2 separate regions of the Homo sapiens genome follow, and region 1 is linked to region 2. A link is an interaction called in ENCODE POLR2A ChIA-PET data of the cell type or tissue named here. Cell type or tissue: Panc1. All regions are shown on one strand.

What was found. Peaks named below come from ENCODE experiments on the same cell type or tissue, not always from the same donor. Only the 100,000 strongest peaks of a DNase experiment are listed, where the experiment ranks them.
Region 1: POLR2A ChIA-PET joins it to region 2 with 12 read pairs; 4 of 35 experiments call an interaction of 5 or more read pairs at or near these places.

The regions. Positions count from the first base shown.
Region 1 is chr1:19,436,016-19,444,015 of GRCh38, reverse strand. All of the region lies in intron 1 of CAPZB (capping actin protein of muscle Z-line subunit beta), which reads left to right. LOC124903869 (a long non-coding RNA gene) reads right to left here and starts at 4,118. Exons shown (of 3, transcript XR_007065525.1): 1 at 4,003-4,118; 2 at 2,676-2,800. In Panc1, CTCF peaks have their summits at 3,811 and 4,010 (motif pointing left); a DNase peak (open chromatin) is centred at 3,385; H3K4me3 peaks cover 658 bases; H3K27ac peaks cover 8,000 bases.
Region 2 is chr1:19,606,138-19,614,137 of GRCh38, reverse strand. All of the region lies in intron 1 of MICOS10-NBL1 (MICOS10-NBL1 readthrough), which reads right to left. All of the region lies in intron 1 of MICOS10 (mitochondrial contact site and cristae organizing system subunit 10), which reads right to left. It also overlaps the pseudogene RPS14P3. Among named protein-coding and RNA genes, the nearest start is that of MICOS10-NBL1, 13 kb to the right of the region's middle. In Panc1, no CTCF peak of the experiment used is centred here; no DNase peak of the experiment used is centred here.

The DNA of each region.
Region 1 (8,000 bases), 170 kb after region 2:
CGGCTAATTTTTGTATTTTTAGTAGAGACAGGGTTTCACCTGAATAGAGTTTTTTTAACCAGAGGGGACGTTTGGGGAACAGAGGGGCACTATGAACCCACCAGATATTTCATTCAGACTTTTGTGTGTGTGCACTCCCTGGGGAGAGAGCCCATAGCTTTCATCACAGAGTGCCCCAGAAGGCTTTGAGTCCCTCTTGGTGAGGAAGGCTGAGTCTGGGACATGCCTCACTCTGCGGCCACACACAGCATCTGCCAGGCGGCCTTGCCCAGGTGACCTGGCCTCTCTGTGCCTTGCTTTCCTTGTTTGTAAAGTACCTGACACAGTGCCTGGCACACCGGAGACACTGAGTGTCACATCAAACCTGTTGTCTTTTTTTCTTTTTAAAACAACAACAACAACAACAATAACTTAAGCATACCCTGAGAGAAAGCTGTTGTTTTAATTTTGGCTCAGGGAGGTTTCCAAGGCAGCTGTGGACCAGAAACTGACGTCAACAGTCTGAGGTCTCCCTAAAGCCAGGCCGTAAGTCCAGTGGTGCTGCCGTGGCTATATTAATATTATACAGTGTCTTATTTTAAAAAAAGGAATGGATTTTTATCTTTTATTTTTATTTTTTTGAGATAGGGTCTTTCTCTGTTGCCCAGGCTAGAGTACAGTGGTGTGATCATAGCTCACTGAAGCTTTGACCTCCCAGGCTCAGGTGATCCTTCTGCCTCAGCCTCCCGAGTAGCTGGGACTACAGGCACGCGCTACCATGCCTGGCTAATTTTTTTGTATTTTTTTTTTTTGTAGAGATGGGATCTCAGTATGTTGCCCAGGCTGGTCTCGGAAGTCCTGGGCTCAAGCCATCCTCCCAGCTTGGCCTCACAAAGTGCTGTGATTACAGGCGTGAACTACCACTCCTGGCCAGGAATGGATTTTTAAAATCCTGTTATAAAAGTAAGAAAGGTCATTGTAGAGAAGGATGTAATTATGATTTTAAGGTTTTTTTGTTGGGGGAAGGGTATGAAGTCAGTGATAGACATCTACGTGTTCACTCCTCTGGACGCTGATAGGATGGATGCAAGTAGCGAAGGCCTCCTTCAGCACCACTGGCGTAGAGGTTGTTTGCGCCGCACAGAGGAGGTGTATTTGTGTAACGTGGAGTAGGCAGCCAAGCTGAAGGCAGGAGCAACGGAACTTTCCTAAAAACAAACCGGAGTTGGAGATTCTAGGGAGCCTGCGGCATCTTTACAGGAAGCCAGGGAAGGAAAAGCTGTCCAAGCCAAAGGGTTTTTTGGTGATTTTTGAGGACCCTGTGTTTTTCAGTCCTTCAGAGCAGCTGGGCTGCTACAAAGCTGCATTTAGGGTTTCGTTTGGCCCCCTGCCCCGGGAGGGCTTTCCTGGACCGAGTGCGAGTGTGAGTGTGAGAAAACTGCCTAATGTCCAGTAAACATTCGACTCATACTGGCCTTAAAGCTTGCAAGAGCCTAGGAGTAGGTGGCAACCAGGCCTTACCGTAAGGGAACTTTAAGTTAGTGTTGCCTGATTTAAATTCAGAGAACTTTTTGTTACAGAGAATTTCAAGCACGTGATATAATGAGCCCCCAATTATCTGTCACTCAACTTCAGCAGTTATCCTCCGTGCCCAGCGTTGTTTCAGCTGCTCCTGCTCACTCCACGCCCCCCCACTCCCCAGCTCGAATCAGTTTGAATCAGATCCTCTGGTGTAATTGTCATGAGCAGTCTGGGTCTCTCCATTCTGAAAGCCAGATTCTAATAGTGTACCCGATGTAAACAACAGGACTAAGCACTGACTTTTGTTTTTTGAAAATTGTCAGTTAAAAAATTTGTGAGCCTTTTTTTTAGGATTACAGTAATAATGTAACAGGCTCATTGAAACTGGAAATCACAAACAGGGTTTAAAGATGACAGAGCCCTTCATCTTTCAGCATTTGGAGCTATCACTGATGCTTTTTAAGGGCTGTGGATACCTCTCCTGTGCTTTTTTTTTTTTTTTTTTTGGAGACAGAGTCTTGCTCTGTCGCCCAGGCTGGAGTGCAGTGGCACAATCTCAGCGCACTGCAACCTCCGCCTCCCCGGTTCAAGCAATTCTCCTGCTTCAGCCTCCCAAGTAGCTGGGATTACAAGGCATCCACCACCACGCCCAGCTAATTTTTGTACTTTTGGTAGAGATGGGGTTTTGCCATGTTTGCCAGGCTGGTCTCGAACTCCTGACCTTAGGTGATCTGCCCGCCTCGGCCTCCCAAAGTGCTGGGATTATAGGCATGAGCCACTGTGCCCGGCCTCTCCTGAGCTTTTGAGCCGCTTGGTGCTGCTGTTTTTTTTTTTTTTCTCTGTCTGCCTTCTACACTGGGGACCCCACCCAGCATCACTTGGGAAAGATGTGATGTGATGCTTCTTCAGTTCCGTAGTTCTGAGTATACTGGAGCCACCCTGGGTGTATGTTGTTATGCAAAAAAAGGGGTGAACATGCCCTGCTGTGTATACTAGGTAGGTACTCAGTAAATGAAGCTGAATGAGTGTGCTATACCTCACTCCCCTGAGGCCAACAAGGTTTTCTCTTTCTTCCTCTGAAACACTTTAAAACTCCTCTTTCCCTGTGCTGGGCTGGGCAACAAAGCCGAGTCCCAGATAAAATGCAGTGTTCCTGAGTACACCCTTATACTTACTTTATTTCCAAGAAATGTCCCCAAGCAAACGGACTCCTGTTGTGCTCAGGCCAGCAGTGTGCCACCTGTCCCCATCCTCTGACTGCAGGGAGAGTACAGACCCAAGGCTGTAGCTGGGTCACGAGCTGCATGGGCAGGAATGCAGGGTGAGCTAACTGGGATTCACGTGTTTTCAGCCTTGCTTACGTTTATATGATGTATATTTTCAAATTTCGTGGACTTTCTGCATAAGGTTTTAGCAGCTATAACTGTTTTGTTTTTTGTTTTTTGTTTTTTGTTTTGAGATGGAGTCTCACTCTGTCGCCCAGGCTGGAGTGCAGTGGCACGATCTCAGCTCACTGCAAGCTCCGCCTCCCGGGTTCACGCCATTCTCCTGCCTCAGTCTCCCGAGTAGCTGGGACCACAGGCACCCGCCACCACACCTGGCTAATTGTTTGTATTTTTAGTAGAGACGGGGTTTCACCATGTTAGCCAAGGTGGTCTCGATCTCCTGACTTTGTGATCTGCCCTCCTCGGCCTCCCAAAGTGCTGGGATTACAGGCGTGAGCCACCGCGCCCGGCCTAGCAGCTATAACTTTTTTAAAACATGGCTTTTACTGTAATAGTCTGTCTTCAGGATGAACTGGAGTAAGTCAGTAGCGTTGGGTGCACGGATGCCTATCCAGACACTAATTCTGAGTCACTCTGCCCAGGGGACCTCAGCTTGGATGTCTGCCCAAGTCCCTTCCCCCCACACTGGTCATAGGAGCACAAACCAAACACCTAGCAACATCACAGCACCTTGCTTTGAATCTAGTGGTTGCCATTCAGAACGGTTGGCCTTAGGCTGGTCTGGAGTTCACCTTTTCACGGTGAGGAAAAGTTTGGACTGAGCTGTGAGGGTTGGATTTCAGGGGAAATGCTTAATCTGCATAAGAGAGATTAAATAAAAATAAAAAATTGTTTTTACATCATCTCTTCCAGTATCTATTTCTCACATATTCATTACAAAGGTGTATTTTATGGGCCGGGTGCATGGCTCACACCTGTAATCCCAGCACTTTGGAAGGCTGAGACAGGTGGATCGCTTGAGCCCAGGAGTTTAAGACCAGCCCGGGTAACATGGTGAAACCCCGTCTCTCCAAAAAGTACAAAAATTAACCAGACATGGTGGTATGCAAGCAAGACCCTGCTTCAGAAAAACAAAAAGAAAAGAAAAACAAAGGTATTTTGTATTAAGGTATTTCCTGAATGGTTCTGCCTTGAAGTGCTTTCTAAGCAGGTTATTAGATTTGCAGTAATATATGTATTTTACGTCAGCTGTAGGGAAAACCGGTAGCACCCCCACCTGGCCACGCTGTGGTCCTGTCCCGCTCTCTTTGTGTCTGGGCAGATGATGTGGATGGCAGCCAGAGAGACTGCTGAGGTTCTGGATGTTAGGGCCTTGATTCCTGCAAAAAGAAAAAGCACAAACAAAACCAAAACAGAATACTTGCAGGGGTTGCTCTCACGGGAATAAGAGGTGGTTTCTGAAATGGTTGGCGCCTATTAAGCACCCAGTGATCCAGTGGCATGAACCCCAGGGGACAGCCGAGGGCGAGTGGTCTCGGAAGCGTGCCATGTGCAGGACACAGCAGAGCTGGGAGTGTCAGCCGGGAGGGAAGCTGCTTGGAGGGAGGCTGAGATGGCTCACTTCAGGTGTCTGAGGGATGCCATGTGGCAGAGAACTTGCACATCCTTGAGGTGGTTCTGGACAGAGGACTCTCTGTGCTGGAGGCTGCAGTGTAAGGCAGAGCTGCCAAACAGCCAGCACCGCGTGACACAGGCTGACTGGGGACATGGTGCATTTTCCCCATAGTCAAGATCAAGCAGGGGTCAAAACACCTAGTGCTTTAGGGATTTCATACGGGGGAAGTGGGACTCCAAGGCCACTGAAACTGAGATCCCGTGGTTCTTCAAGAACAAAAGACCTTTAATTCAAATACTTTACTATTAATAATTGATACCATATTTTCCCATATGAGTACAAATGTACATGGGTATGTTCTACAGGAAGGAGGTTATAGTTGTCTAAGATGGTTTTAAAACTTTATTCCTGTAAATATAGAACATTTACAAGAGTGGGACAGTCTTGTGCTTTATCTCACCTTTCTGAGATGGGAGTTTTGGGGATAACTTCCAAGAGACGTGTTGCTTCCTGTCCCTCAGATGGGCCAGCCCAAGCCGGGAGGCTTCTTGGCCACAGGCAGCTCTCACCCAGGATGTGCCACCATGCTTCATACCTCCTGAACGCTTGTAGCCATGGGTGGAGCTCTGTGATGTTTACAACATGTAAGAATGAATCCCAACTGATGAGGGAATCTGGTTTCCATCATTGATTGGAAACGGATTCCTATCCCTTTCCCTTGCTCTGGATTTAATCTTCCTGTGAGAATGATCTAAGCCACTTTCCTCTATCAGAGGACAGAAGGGAAACCAGGAGAAAGGGAGGGAGCGACCGTTCCTAATGATCTCTGAGCCACCCAGTGCCCGCCGGCCCCGGTGGGGAGTCACGCACAGCACCTGTGTCCTTGCCTTCGTTGCACCCCTCCCTGTGTTAGAGAGCTGAGATCCTGATGTGAGTACCTCATGTGGCCTCGTGTGTCCTCTGCTGAGTCTCACTGGGAAGCAGCACAAGAAATGGATGAGGCGGAGCAGACCTGGCCTTGGAATCTGGCCCCGCGCTTAAGCGAGGATGGTCTTCGTGGCCTTTCTGAGCTTGGCTTCCTCTGAGTGGCGGGAAGCCTCATTGGTCATTTTTCAGAGCCCCTTGGTCCACTCCTCGGCACTAAGACACTTGAGAAAGGCTCCTCTCTTCACTCAGCATGCTATGGGGTTACTTAAGTTTATTTCTTAATTGAATTTTCTCATTAAAACCTGCTTTCCCAGATCTGTTTGGCAGCAGGACAGTTTCGAGGTGGTAGAAGAGAGGCCCAGCTTCCTCTGTATTTCCTTTCCCTGACTTTCTGGAGGCATTATCGAAGTACGCTAAGCCGCACGTAGCTGAAGTGCACAACTGGATGGCTTGTGTTTGTTTCAGTGATAACACACAACATCTGCCTCCCTGCTCTCCCCAGCCTCCCGTCTCTGATCGCGCACTCCCTAGTTTTCCAGCCTCTTCTTAAGCAGCGATTCCAGCTGGCAGCGCCGTGACAAGTGTTTCCGTAAGCATTCCCACGATCCTCTAAGTGAGGAGCATGACCTCGGAACCATGTGCCCGGTCCCCTCCCCTGACGTAGGAGGTAGTGGGAGGTAAGAACAATACTTGGATGGATGGATTCCTCGTCTGGGGCACTACTGGAAAGCTGAGCATTCGTAGGCCATCCAAATACGATCGTTCTCCAGGGATTCAAGGGTTAGAAGGGGAAAGCGAATTGATTTCCACCTTCGTGTTAGAGGAAGGAGCCTAGGAAAACAACCCCCTCTGCTTTTCCGAGCTCTCCTCCCGAGCCTTCTATTAGTTTTGGTCACAGAACTTATGAGCTAAGTATTTAAAAATTGGCAAATGAAAGCAACAATGTTTTCTCTTTGTGTCATGAAGTTCTCCCACTGGTGAGTTTTGAGGCTCGCTTTGCTGGGGTCCCTGGTAAACAGCTTATTCGGTTTCCCTGGGCTGGCGGGAGCAAGGGGAGGTGTGTTCCTAGCTTTGGAATACTAGAAGGGTATCTTGCTGTGACAGTACCTGGAATGAGTCTCGTGCCCATGGTGTTCTGTTCCTGATTGCTTTTCCAGTTTCCCATCAAGTCTTTAAGACTGTGGAAGGTACACAGGCTTTCGAGGCTAGCGGACTTAGCATTCTGTATTGACAAGACCTGAAGACAGGAAGCAATTGATGACATTTATCTGCTTTATTGGAAGTTAACAGCAACCCACCCAAACACTTATTTGGGAAGGTGTGTCTCCTGGGACTCAGCGGTGCGTGGCCTTGCCTGTGATTTTCGTTTGTAGGTGAGGAATGTACTGACTGGATGTTGTTAGGGTTATGATATCCCAGTCTTTGAGCTGGTCAGCACCTTCTCAAATTTCTCCCTCTCTCACTCTCAGACACAGGCTGAGGACTTGTGACATTTCATATATTCATGGAAGGCCTTCCTAGCTTACGGTTCCTTATTGCAAGACTGTTTGCTTTTAATGAAAGCTCTCAGTCAGCAGATTTATTTGTCTGGATGAGAAACCTTTTTATCTGTCATGAAACAGGAAAACACCTTTCTGAGAAACTGAGCATTTGGCTTCCTAAAGAATCATCATATCAGCCATCCCTGGGCGTCCACTTTGTAGAGGTATGTGCTGAAACTTGCTCAGCTTCGATCACTGAGCCTAATCCAGCCCTCCTTGGCTCAGACAACTGAACCATCCAGGCTCCACAGGTCCCAAGGTCTTCCTGGTGTCTGCAGTCCCAGCCACACTGCGGGTACACAGAGTCCAGCACTGTTTTCTGGAGGTTGGCAGAAGGCCAGCGAGGCCTTTGTTGTGAAATTGTTAGATTATATGCTTTTACTTTCTTGTTTCTTCCTCTTTTCTGTTGACTTAACATGTAGAATTTATGGAGCAGTGACTATGTCCCAGGTATGTGCCAGATGCTGAATGAGGATTACCCCCACATAATCCTTAAAATAACAGTATAATGTATGTATAGCAGTTGTCCCTCCTTAGCTATGGGGGATATACTCCAAGACCCCCATTGGATGCCTGAAACCACAGATAATATCGAACCCTATATGCTTTGCATTGAGGTGTGACAGCAAAACTAGCACAAATTTCTTTTCCTTCAAAATTTTAGATAGAAGACTCATTCTTACCATAGATCTTAGTCTCCGCATATAGTTTTTCCCTTCCTTTATTAAATTGAGAAATTGCACTTAAAGAAGCCCTTTTGTCTTCACTTCGGCATATCTGAATTGCTGGCATCACTACTCTTGTGTTTTAGGGCCATTATGAAGCAAAATAAGGGTAACTTGAACGCAAGCACTGTGACACCATGACAGTGGATCTGAGAACCGAGCTGGCTCCTGAGTGACTAACGGGTACATAGCTTGTACAGTGTGGATACGCGGGACAAAAAGATGATTCATGTCCCAGGCAGGATGGAGTGGGAAGGCATGAGATTTCATCACGCAGAACGGCGTGAAATTTAAAACTTCCAAATTGTTTGTGGAATTTTCCACTTAGTATTTTCAGACCATGGTTGACCACAGGTAACTGAAACTGCCAAAAAACAAAACTGCAGATAAGGGGTGACTACTGTGTTACTACCCTCATTTATAGATGGGGGAACTCGAGGCTCAGAAGAGTTTAGTGACTTGTCCA
Region 2 (8,000 bases):
CGCCACCACACTCCAGCCTGAGTGACAGAGCAGGACTCTGTCTCAAAAATAAATAAATAAATAAAATATAATTTAACTTGATTTATAAAAACATCTACATTGTTTTCTGGAATAGTAAATAAAGGGAATAGCATTCACTAAGCACTTATGCTCAAGGATTAAATTTTCTCATCTAATCTTCACAATAAACTTATTTTATGAGCTCCATTTTATAGAGATACTGAGGCACAGAAAGGTGAAGTCACTTGCCTCAGGTCAGACATGTGAGATGTGAGCCATGGAGCCTGACTCCAGAGGCGTGGTGCTTCATCCCCACACTATACTGCTCCCAGTGCAGCCTCCTCACAGACGTAGGAAGCTATTATAATACATTTTAAACCCACCACAGGAAAACTAAACATCTTCCAAACTTCTTTCTGGCCAACATTATGTGTGGGCATTTCCTTAGTTATACAAACCGTGTACCCACTGTGTGCCAGGTACTATGCCACGCCCTGGGGAATGATAAGTTCCCGCACTATGTTCACTGTTCCAGTGTTGGAGCCAACTGATAATCAGACCCACAAAGTACAGGGTACAATGACAGAAACAGGATGTACTAGGAGCACTGAGGATACCCAAACTGTCCAGGAGGGTTAGAGAAGGAAGTGGGAGGTAAGGTGGCAAGAGATAGGAGCTACAGCAAGCTCCTTGCTGCCAAATTATCAAGTGTAAGGTAGGAGATAAAGAACGACAACCTTTTATGCCATCCATGCTAAGGATCGTGGCCTCTACCCTGTAAGCAATAAGGAAGCAACAGACGGAATTAAGTAGAGAAGCTATATATCAGATGTGTACTTTATGTAGTTCACTCTGGCAGCAATGAGGACAGATCTGAAGAAGCCGCCATCAGAGGTGAAAATACCAGTTGGCTTCTGCAGCCCCAAAGCAACTGCAAGTGGGAGCTAAGGTCCAGACTTCAGACCCTTCTCGGCTCAACTGACTGGTAATGTTACCACCTTGCATCCTGTGATCTCTCAACAGCCCTCCCTCCACCTTTCCTGTATTCCATGATAGGCAGAAATGAAAGAGATGGTATGGAAGACAACCAGTACAGGCAAAGGCAAGGGTTTGACCAGGACTAGGAACTTCTGAGAAGGGGGAAGTGACCACACTTAACGACAATTCATAGGTCAGGGATCCGTAGGAAAGAGTATATTAAAAAGCCTCACGGACAAAGATAAACAGAAAAGGCAGTCAAATATTTTTAAGTACACCCATGTTTCTGCATTTAGGATGTGTTGATACAAATGATGATATCCGAAGTCAGCATCTGAAAAGGTGTTGAAAGAATGTGCCTGAGTTTCAGGCCTTCTGAGAGCCTGCTAAAATCTGGCAAGGACAGTAAGGCCAGGAAGCACCACCCAGCTGACATGATAGTACAGCGGCACTGTGTGGCCCAGGCTGGAGTGCAGTGGAGCTACCTTGGCTCACTGCAACATCTGTTTCCTGGGTTCAAGTCATTCTCGTGCCTCAGCCTCCCAAGTAGCTGGGATTACAGGCACATACCCCCACACCCAGTTAATTTTTGTATTTTTAATGGAGGTGGGGTTCCACCACGTTGGCCAGGCTGGTCTCGAATTCCTGACCTCAGGTGATCCACCTGCCTCAGCCTCCCAAAGTGCTGGGATTACAGACATGATCCACCACGCCTGGCTAGAGTCTTTCTTAAAGGCTGCACTACTCTACCAAGCCCCATAAAAAACCTCTCCAAATCCCTGGACTTGCATACATTATAAAACTAAGAATTGGCTTGGCACGTGGCTCACACCTACAGCACTTTGGGAGGCTGAGGCAGGCGGATCACGAGGTCAGGAGATGGAGACCATCCTGGCTAACATGGTGAAACCCCGTCTCTACTAAAAATTAAAAAAAAATTAAAAAAAAAATTAGCCAGGCATGGTGGTGGGCGCCTGTAGTCCCAATTACTTGGGAGGCTGAGGCAGGAGAATGGCGTGAACCCAGAAGGCAGAGCTTGCAGTGAGTGGAGATCGCGCCACTGCACTCCATCCTGGGTGACAGAGTGAGACTCCGTCTCAAATAAATAAATGAATAATAAAATTAAAAAACCTAAGAATTTAGCTTTCATAAAATGAGTGAAGAAAAAAAAATCTTTTTTTTTTTTTTTGAGATGGAGCCTCACTCTGTCACCAGACTACAATACACTGGCGCGATCTTGGCTCACTGCAACCTCTACCTTCCAGGTTCAAGCGATTCTCCTGCCTCAGCCTCCCAAATAGCTGGGACTACAGGCGCATGCCACCACGCCCAGCTAATTTTTGTATTTTTAGTAGAGACAGGGTTTCACCATGTTGGCCAGGCTGGTCTTGAACTCCTGACCTCAAGTGATCCGCCTGCCTCAGCCTCCCAAAGTGCTGGGATTATAGGTGTGAGCCATCGCGCCTGGCCTTAAAACATCTTCTAAAGTAGAAGTTATGAGCTAAAATAAATTTCAAGTTGAGACCAGGTATGGTGGCTCACACCTGTAATTCCAGCACTTTGAGAGGCCCAGGCAGGACGTCACTGGAGTCCAGGAGGTCAAGGCTGCAGTGAGATGTGATTGTGCCACGGTACCCCAGCCTGGGTGACAAAGGAAGACCCTGTCTCAAAAAAAAAAAAAAAAAAAAAATCAAGTTGCAACTGGAATAAAGAGAAAGATAAGTTCTTCATAATCTTTTCTGGGAATACATAGAATTAGTAGCATTTATTTTAGTGTCAAGACAAAATATGTGATTGAAACAGTAATATGTTTTTGCATCTAATCAGAATAGGATATTTATAAGCTAACAAGCTCATGGTTTCTCACATACAGGACTATGCTGAAATGGTAAAGAAATTAAAAATTTTGACCAGGCGCAGTGGCTTGCACCTGTAATCCCAGCGCTTTGGGAAGCTGAAGTTGGGGGATCACTTGAGGTCAGGAGTTTGAGACCAGCCTGGCCAATATGGTGAAACCCTGTCTCTACTAAAAATACAAAAAGTGGCCAGGTGTGGTGGTGGGCGCCTGTAATCCCAGCTACTTGGGAGGCTGAGGAAGGAGAATTGCTTGAACCCGGGAGGTGGAGGTGGCAGTGAGCCAAGATCGTGCCACTGCACTCCAGCCTTCCAGCCTGGGCGACAGTGAGACCCTGTCTCAAAAAAAAAAAGAGAAATAAATAAAAAATTCCTACAGCAAATGAATTTCAATTTAGTCATCTGAAATGATGCCAAGAAACTAGCAGCTTTCTTAAGACTACCTTCCTAGTAAAAAGTGAATTATGTTGCTTAAATCAGTTGCTTTAGTTAATCATTTAAAATCTATCAAACAGGAATTCTGAGTGGTTTATATGTGCAGGTTCTGACAATCAGAAACGTTTGTTCTAACTTGTAAACATTTATCAAAGTAAGGTAAGTCTACAAATCTGTCGACAATTATGTCAGAGTGTTACAATAACTATAAATTATCCTAAGCATCCTAATGGCTTAGATTGGATAAAGAAAATTGAAGTAAATGCACTAGATTTCGACTCCTCCCAAATATACCTTGTCTCTCAGTATCCGTTAAGATCAATCTGTTAGTGGGCATGGTGGTACGAGCCTGTAATCCCAGCTGCTCAGGAGGCTGAGGCAGCAAGATCGCTTGAGCCCAGGAGGCAGAAGATGCAGTGAGCCACGATTGTGTCACTGTACTCCAGCCTGGGCAAGAGTAAGGCCTTGTCTCCAAAAAAAAAAAAAAAAAAAAAAAAAAAAAAGCCGGGGGGTGGGGGGTGGGGTGACTTTGATTTGCTGTCTTCTTAGACCACCTCCTCATTTATCTAGAGCCTCCAACATTTTTTCTGATTTGTACTCATTTATCCTTTCTTTCCCTTTCATACTGTCTATCTAAAGAGCATTTTAAAACAATCTCTGCCTTCTATTTTTAAAAATGACAAGTTTACAAGACCTAAGAATTATGGGCTATGCTTTTTTTCTTCTTTTTGAAATGGAGTCTCACTCTGTCCCCAGGCTGGAGTGCAGTGGAGCGATCTCAGCTAACTGCAACCTCTGCCTCCCGAGTTCAAGAGATTCTCCTGCCTCACCCTCCCGAGTAGCTGGGATTACAGGTGAGCACCACCACACCCAGCTAATATTTTTATTTTTAGTAGAGACGGGGTTTCCCCATGTTGGCCAGGATGGTCTCATCTCTTGACCTCGTGATCTGCCCACCTCGGCTACCCAAAGTGCTGGGATTACAGGCATGAGCCACCGTGCCCAGCCAGGCTATGCTTTCTTTAGTCATTTTAATTATTCTGTTTTTCCCCCCTTTCCTTCAACTTCATTAGATTGGTTTGTATTTCCTAGAAATTCGTATGTAAATATGTAAATAGGATCATAAAGTATGTATTCTTTTGTGTACAGCTTCTATCACTCAACAAAATGATTCTGAAATGTATTCATGTTGTTTTATATAACAATAGTTGGTTTCCTTTTATTACAGATACTCCACTTTAAGGACAGTCCACATTTTGTTTTTCCATTAACCAACTGATGGATATCTCAGTTGTTTCCAGTTTTTTAACTCTTACAAATAAAGCTGCTATGAACACGCATGTGTAAGTCTTTGTGTGGACACGTTTTCATTTCTCTTTGGTAAATATCTAGGAGTAGAATGGCTATATCATATGTTTAACTTTATAATAAATGGCCAAACAGTGTTCCAAAGTGGTTCTACCATTTCCCATTCCAATGAACGGTGTATAAGAGTCCCAGTTGTTCCACAGCTTAATTAACACTTAGTATTGGCAGTTTTTAAAAATTTTAGCTATTTTAATGGGTGTGTAGGTATATCTCATGATTTTAATTCGCTTTTCCCTAACAGCCACTGATGTTAAGTATCTTTTCATGTGCCTATCTGCCACTGGTATAATTTTACCCATGTGTTGTCTTCCTATGATTAAAAAAAAAATTTTTTTTTAATTAGCCTGATGCGGTAGCACGCACCTGTAGTCCTAGCTACTTAGGAGGCTGATGTGGGAGGATCATGAGTCCAGGAGGCTGAGGCTCCCGTGACTGTGCCACTGCACTCCAGCCAGAGCGACAGAGTGAGATCCCATCTCAAAAAAAAAAAAAAAAAAAAAAAAAAAAAGCTGGGAAAAGTGGCTCACATCTTAAATTGCAGAATTTTCGGACACTGGGGCAGGAGGATTGCTTGAGGCCAGAAGTAGTAGCCTGAGCAACATGTGAGACCCTGAGTCTATGGGTGGGGGGGAACCTTAAAATTAAGAGATCTTTATGTATTCTAAGCCCTTTATCAGATATGTGTATTACAAATATTTCCTCCCATTCTGCGGCTTGCCTTTTTGTTTTCTTAATGGTGCCATTCAAAGAGCAAAAGTTTTTAATTTTTATCAAATCCAGTATATCAGTTTTCTTTGAAACTTGCTTTTTGTATTCCCCAAAATCTTTTCTGACTCCAAGGTCACAAAGGATTTTCTCTTACAGGTTTCACTTTTTTTATTTATTTTTTACATGAAGGCAATTTATTAACAGAAAATATTTTGAGGAATCTTGTTCACAGACGGCGACCACGGTGACCCCCTTCCTGAGAGTGCTGTCAGAGGGGATGGGGGTGACGTCCTCAATCCTCCCGATCTTCATACCCGAGCAGGCAAGGGCTCTGAGGGCCGACTGGGCCCCAGGTCCAAGGGTCTTGGTCCTATTTCCTCCTGTGGCCCGGAGTTGGATGTGTAGGGCAATGATACCCAGCTCCTTGCACCTCTGGGCCACATCCTGGGTGGTCAACATAGCAGCATATGGCGAGGATTCATCTCGGTCTGCCTTCACCTTCATCCCACCAGTCACACGGCAGATGGTTTGTTTGCCAGAAAGATCCGTGACATGGACAAAAGTGTCATTGAAGGATGCAAAGATATGGCAGACACCAAATACATTCTCCCCTTCAGCCACCTGAGGTCCGAGGTTGATGACCTGTTCTTCCTTCTTTTCCTTCCCCTTTCCAGGTGCCATTTCTGCACGTCGTCTCCAGACTCCACACGGGAAAGCTCTTATAGGTTTTATAGTTTTAGCTTTTATATTTAGGTCTACGACCCTTTTAAGCGAGGCTCATTTTTTTCTCTATATGGAAACCTAGTCGTTTTAGCATGGTTTGTTGAAAAGATTTTCCTTTCTCCATTAAATTGCCTTGTCAAAAACGAATTGACCATGTATGTATGGGTCTATTTCTGGACTTTATCCTACTCTACTGATTTATATGTCCAGCTCTTCTCCAACACCACACTGTCTTGTAGCTTTACTGCAAGCCTTAAAATCAGCTAATACAAGAATCTCAACTTTGTTCTTTTTAAAAATTGGTTTGACTATTTTGGATTGTTTACATTTTCAGAGTTTAAAAATCAACTTCTCAATTTCTATAAATTTCTTTGAGAGCTACTTTTCTTGCTGGAAAAACAGAGATAATATAAACTTCCCGAGTTGCTGGGAAAGCAAAAAAGAGATAATAGTGTACCAAATATGATGGCACATTAATAGGCATTCAATTAATGTTAGCTTTCTCTTTCTCTCGGCCCTTAAATAAACAGGATCCAATCTAGCAATGCCCTAACATTTCACTAGTGGGTCAGTGGCCATAGTAAAAATATTACTACACCAAATGACTTTTATAAGTAAATATTTGTGTTTTTACTTGGATTCAATACTGAAATGCACTTGCCAAAGAAAGCAATTCAGCATATTTACTAATAAACTGTTACAGGCCACATTTTAGGAAAGCATAAAACCACAGCCAGAACAAAAATTTAAGTATGTTTTCAAGTTCCACATAGCGCCTAATTACATTATTCTGTAATACTAACAGAATCTAGAAGGTCACAATGTTCCATTATTCACATTGCTGCCGCAAATGGAAAAAGTATTTTTGGTCACATTGTTTAAATATACATAAAACAAACAAAATGTGGCTACCCAATTCAACAATTAACGTGTACTAATTTAAAACCCAAACCAATAGACAACCAAAAGCATTTGAAGTATTTAAGTATAACCTAATTGATATCACTCCATGAAATAGAGAGGTATCAGTTTGCAAACACAGGCTACCAACAGGCAATTTTTGGTGAGCCACCAATGCTTTGTGGTAACCCACATCTATCAGATGAACTGATACTTAAAGAAAAACAATAATTTGCTTTCTTTTTCCATGACTATTCAATGGCCTCTTTTAGTATTTTTTTAAACATTAAAATGGCTTCAAACAATTTAACTAGACTTGATTATTGAATGAATACACAAAATCTGCTGGTTAACTTTAATTCTAAGGCAAGTCAGCTTCTAAGTCTTTTACTGTCCTACTTTTTTTCTTTCTTTTTTTTTTTGGAGACAGAGCCTTCTTGTTCTGTCGCCCAGGTTGGAGTGCAATGGCCTGATCTTGGCTCACTGCAACCTCACCTTCCCAGGTTCAAGTGATTCTCCTGCCTCAGCCTCCTGAGTAGCTGGGATTACAGGCATGCGCCACCACACTCAGCCAATTTTTATATTTTTAGTAGAGATGGGGTTTCACCATATTGGCCAGGCTGGTCTCAAACTCCTGACCTCAGGTGACCCACCCTCCTCAGCCTCCCAAAGCGCTGGGATTACAGGTGTGAGCCACCGTGCCCAGCCCTGGCCATACTTTCGTAACAAGGAAGAAGCAAGGCCGAATCCTTTCTTTTCATAAAGATGAATGCATGATAAACCAATAACTTTCATCTGTTAACTGAGCTGCATATAATTAGAGACCTATCTCAAGACATACTAGAAATTAAGAAACTACAAAATGTTATTCCCCTCTCTGCCTCTCCTATTTGTCAAAAGCAACACCATGCTCATTTATGTAGGCTTGGCACCACCTGACTCCTCCCACTCCTGAGCCTGCATTTCAAGTTCTGTAAATATAAACTCTGTACTAGCATCATTATATCTCTCTTTTCCACTCCTGCTGCTCCCCT